Linked DNA regions of Homo sapiens: region 1 is linked to region 2. Evidence: read pairs that join two places in POLR2A ChIA-PET (ENCODE). Cell type or tissue: HepG2. All regions are shown on one strand. Region 1 has its middle 4.8 kb from the start of SLC25A51. Region 2 overlaps SHB (SH2 domain containing adaptor protein B).

Region 1 (2,500 bases), 150 kb after region 2:
TTGAGCCCAGGAAGTGGAGACTGCAGTGAACTGAGATCTTGCCACTGCACTTCAGCTTGGGCAACACAGGGAGGCCCTGTCTCAAAATAAACAGGCCGGGCATGGTGGCTCACGTCTGTAATCCCAGTATTTTGGGAGGCCAAGGCGGGCGGATCACTTGAGGTCAGGAGTTCAAGACCAGCCTGGCCAACGTGGTGAAACCCCCCTCTCTACTAAAAATACAAAAATTAGCCAGGCATGGTGGCAGGTGCCTATAGTCCCAGTTACTTGGGAGACTGAGGCAGGAGAAGTGCTTGAACCCAGGAGGTGGAGGTTGCAGTGGGCAGGGATTTCGCCACTGTACTCCAGCCTGGGCAACAGAGCGAGACTCCGTCTCAAAAAATAAAATAAAAATAAAAAATAAACAAAAGAAGTAAACAAAATATATCAGAAAAGAAAAACTGAGGTTCAGAAAGGTGAAGCGATGCTAGGAAAAGCAGAAGTTGGATTCAGTGGTGGAGGCCCAGGGGGAGGTCATAGCCCAGAGGTGAATGGGATCTAGAGAGAAATTGCATGGTCCCTTCTGCCCCAAGGACAAGAGAGAAGGGTGGCATTTTGTGTCCCTGAGCACCACTGCCCCCTCTATACCGGAAGGAGGATGAGCTTCCATCGCACTGGATCTGCCATCATGGGGAACCTCCCTCAGGGTCTTGGAACATGGTCACCAGGAAGGACCCTCATCCTGTAGATGGAGATATTGAGGCTGGTGTGGGGCTATCCAGTGACATCACTAGGAAGTGGTGGATCAAGGATGCAAACCCAAGTATTCTGACCTTGCAGCATGCTACATTGAGTTCAGTGTTTCCCAACTAGCCTCACCTAAGGTTTACACATGGTTCTTATAAAAATACAAATTCCTAGGACCTCTGCTTGGAGATTTTTATTCAGGAGGTCTTGGGTCAGCCCTGGAAGCCGATATTTTTCACAAGTTCCCCATGGGTGTCTTATGATGAGGGAGCTCAGGAGATACTCCCCTGGGGTCAAGGCCAGGCTGCCCACCGCCCTGCAGCTCACCATCCATCTGGGCCTTTGAACAAGTGCCAGGAAAAAGGAAAGCATCAACTATCACACTGCGCATTTGTGGCTAGCTCCATCCCCCAAAACAATAGGAGTGGCAGAGTCCCAGCCTCACCTCTTACTGGGTACATAGCTCAGATAGGTCATGGGACTTCTTTGAGGACACAAAGTATGTGAAAATCTGAGGAAATGACATATCGTGTGGCTGCTTGGGAAACCCACACAGTATTGTGCAACTGCTTCTTGTTTCATTGACTTGGCCCTTGGTAGGTAAAAATGTATTTGTATTTCACAAGTATGTGTCACTCAGACAACAAGTAAGGTGTCCCTGACCTTACCCAGAGGTCACCAATCTTTCTGAGCTCTGGGACTTATCAGGGGGCATAAACTTTGCCTGCTGGTGTGCTGGGAGAAAAAGCCGGGGTACCGAAATGATGATAGGGAAAAAGCCACCTGGTGTCTTCCTTCTTATACGCTTTTTCTCATCCCATGTTTTTTCTGGAACCCACCTTATTTGAATCCTAGCTTTCCTTTACAGATCACCTTTCCCAAGTAGCCTTCCCTGATTGCAGCTGGTACAACTTCCCTCTCCTATCAACACTCAGAGCACTTGGTATGTGCGGCTCTCAAGCAATGCTGATAATTTTCCTTAGGACTGTTTCCCCTCTGAGCTACAGGCTCATTCACTTACACATTCCTGAGCCCTGTAGGACCCTGTGTTTCAAACCACAGGTCACTATAATGGGTCAGGATGTCAATTTAAAGCTATAATTTCCCAAAATTGCCTGAGAAGAATCAGCCAGGGCTAGCGTTAAATATACACAGGCCAACTGGCCTCTCTCCTGGGGATTCTAATTTAGTCTGTCTTGGAACTGATTATATATATATATCATATATATCATATTTGTGTATATATCGTATGTGTGTATACATCATGTGTGTATATATATCATATGTGTGTATATATCATGTGTGTATATATCTATCATATATGTGTGTGTATATATCATATGTGTGTGTGTGTGTATATATATCATATATATATATATATATGTTGGGTTTTTTTGAGTTAGGGTCTAACTCTGTCTCCCAGGCTGGAGTGCAGTGGTATGATCACAGCTCACTGCAGCCTCAACCTCCCAGACTTAAGCAATCCTCCTGCCTCAGCCTCCCAGGTAGCTGGGACTACAGATGTGTGCCACCACGCCTGGCTAATTATTTTATTGTTTATAGACAGGGTCTCACTGTGTTGCCCAGGCTGGTCTCAAACTCAAGTGATCCTCCTGCCTCAGCCTCCCAAAGTTCTGGGATTACAGACATGAGACAGATCTATTTTTTAACCAGACCTCTAGGACCTAGAATCTAGGTCAATGCTTTTCAATCTGTAATGTGCACACAGCACACCTGGTGAACTTGTTAAATACCAATCCTGGTTTACTGGGGC
Region 2 (2,500 bases):
CTAATACTTTTATTATACATACTCTGAGCTAGGTGCAGTTCTGTGTGCTTTGTATGTAACTTTACTCCTCACTACAGTCCTTTGAGGTAGCTACTACTACTGCTACTTCTATTTTCATTTTTACATATGAGGAAACCAAGGCACAGACAGGTTAAGTCACTTGTCTAAAGTCAGGTCGGTGGTTCATGCCTGTAATCCCAGCACTTCCTGTAATCCCAGCACATTGGGAGGCCAAGGTGGATCACCTAAGGTCGGGAGTTGGAGACCAGCCTGGCCAACATGGTGAAACACTGTCTCTATTAAAAATACAAAAATTAGCTCGGCGTGTTGGCACATGTCTGTAATCCCAGCTACTTGGGAGGCTGAGGTGGGAGAATTGCTTGAACCCGGGAGGCAGAGGTTGTAGTGAGCCGAGATCAGGCCACTGCACTCCAGCCTGGGCACCAAAGCGAGACACTATCTCAAAAAATAATAATAATAATAATAAAGTCAGACAGCCAGTAAGTGGCAGAGATGAGATGTGAAGCCAGATCTAGCATCTGTTTGTAACCACTGTGCCATACTACCTCAAGCTGCACAATCCCATGCCTGAATTTGCTTTATCATCTCTGCCTTATTTGTGGCTAGACTTACTCTTTGTAAAATGTCCCCTCTGTTGGCATGGTAGAAGTGACTGATTCCAACATTTATGTAAGTATTCCACAGCTTAAAGGGCACTTTCACACCGGTAATTTGTTTGCTTCTCAGAGCCACTCTGCGAGGAATGGGCTGTAATCTCCCCTTTGCAGATGGAGAAACAGAGGCTCATGGGGAGGAGTGCATTCTTCCCTGCCTCACAGCAGAGGCAGAGCTGGTGGCCAGTACCTGCTGTGTGTGTTGACCTTGTGTTGAGGCCAGTGCCCTTTGTGCCGGGGTGGTGTGGAGGTGGCGTGGCCGAATCTGGAGTCTACAGGAAGGGTGACAGCCTGATTGATTTCCGCTTCTTCCCGTGTTTTGATTCTGAAACACTTTGCTGAGACCATTAAGGAGCATCGACAGAGGACCTTGCTTCCACAATGGAATTTTCCTTCTCTTCCTGTTTGGTATTTTCCAGTAATATTTCTATTAATGTTTCACTTTCAGCGGCACTAACTTCCTGAGAGTTTGAGCTTTCCTAACTCCCGAGGCAGGAAGAACTGAATTTTCCTCTAAATCATTCAGTTCCTTTCCAGTTTCTCCAAGGGGAGCTGTCTCTGGATTTCCCATTATGCTGTAAAGGAAGGATCTTGGAGGTGGGTCCAGGGGATGGAGAGAGAATTAGAGCCCCACTGAGTGACTCAGGCCCAGTGTTTTCCAAGCAACACGTAATACTCCTGGTCAGAAAGGGGCTTCCCACGGCCGAGGAGGGGAGAGTGACTCGACAGGTGGGTGGGTGGGTGGGGGAAGCGAATTCCCTGGCCCACTGCCGGGCCTTGACTTACAGGCTGGACCCAGAGTTCCCAGGGGGCTGTGAGAGCCCATGCCAAGTCCTTTCTTCTCATTCATTCATTCATTCATTCAGTAGACACTGTTGAGAGCCTGCTGTGTGTTGGGGATTGTTCTGTTTAGGTGCTGGGAATAGAGCCATGAACAAAGCAGATAAGAGTCTATGCTCCCCTGAGCTTGCTCTCTCATGACAGGAGTCAAGTAAATACAGTTACGTCAGGGGTGGGGACTGTGGAGGAAAGTAAAGAGGAATAAAGAGGCGATGGCAAACGTGAATTTGGGGTGGGATGCTTTTTATGTGGGTGCTCAGAGAGGGCCTTGCTAAGAGTTGTGATGGCATGAACCACCCCGCTCTCCAAGGACGGCATTCCAGGCAGAGGGAAGAAGAACAGTGCAGAAGCCTGAGGCAGTAGCATGCCTCGGTGGTTCAGGGAGCAATGCAGAGATCTATATGACTGAGCGGAGCAGGTGAGGAGGAGGTATGAAGGCAGCTGAGGGCTGAGAGGTGTGGGGCAGAGGATGTCGGAACTCACAAGCATTGAAGAGGCCTTCCTCGCTAACCCTGCATGAGATGGGGGCAGCAGAGGGTTCTGAGCAGAGAAGCCAGCCACGCATCTGACTTGGGTTTTTAAAGGGTGGCTCTGGAGATTCTAGAGCAGAGAGGGCACCAGCAGGCAGACCACTGAAAGCAGGGCTTTGACAGCAGGTGATGAGAAGAGGGGCAGATTCCAGCGTGTGGTGAAATTGGGCCTCAGGATTTCCTGGCAGAGATGAGGGAGAAGAGCCAGGATGGCTGCAGGGTTTTGGCCCCGAGCAGCCACTGATGCAGTAGATTCAGCAGCTGAGGCCTAGGGGTCCAGAGTGGGACACTCTCTGCCCTCTGGGGTCAGGAGGTGCCTGAGATCCCAGGGAAGAAATGGATGGCCCTCTGTCTGGGTCTGTGGGAGGAAATGGGGAAAACCGTCAGGAAGAGGAGGCCTCATGGGAGATGGGTCCAGAGGAAGGTGTGGATGGGGCATCCAAGACAGAGGGGATC

The links. ChIA-PET counts read pairs that join two places held together with the same protein. Peaks named below come from ENCODE experiments on the same cell type or tissue, not always from the same donor. Only the 100,000 strongest peaks of a DNase experiment are listed, where the experiment ranks them.
Region 1: POLR2A ChIA-PET joins it to region 2 with 5 read pairs; 13 of 35 experiments call an interaction of 5 or more read pairs at or near these places.

The regions. Positions count from the first base shown.
Region 1 is chr9:37,907,637-37,910,136 of GRCh38, reverse strand. It overlaps the pseudogene PAICSP1. Among named protein-coding and RNA genes, the nearest start is that of SLC25A51, 4.8 kb to the right of the region's middle. In HepG2, no CTCF peak of the experiment used is centred here; a DNase peak (open chromatin) is centred at 1,276.
Region 2 is chr9:38,058,156-38,060,655 of GRCh38, reverse strand. All of the region lies in intron 1 of SHB (SH2 domain containing adaptor protein B), which reads left to right. Among named protein-coding and RNA genes, the nearest start is that of SHB, 9.8 kb to the left of the region's middle. RefSeq lists an enhancer at 563-1,762. In HepG2, no CTCF peak of the experiment used is centred here; a DNase peak (open chromatin) is centred at 945; H3K4me3 peaks cover 570 bases.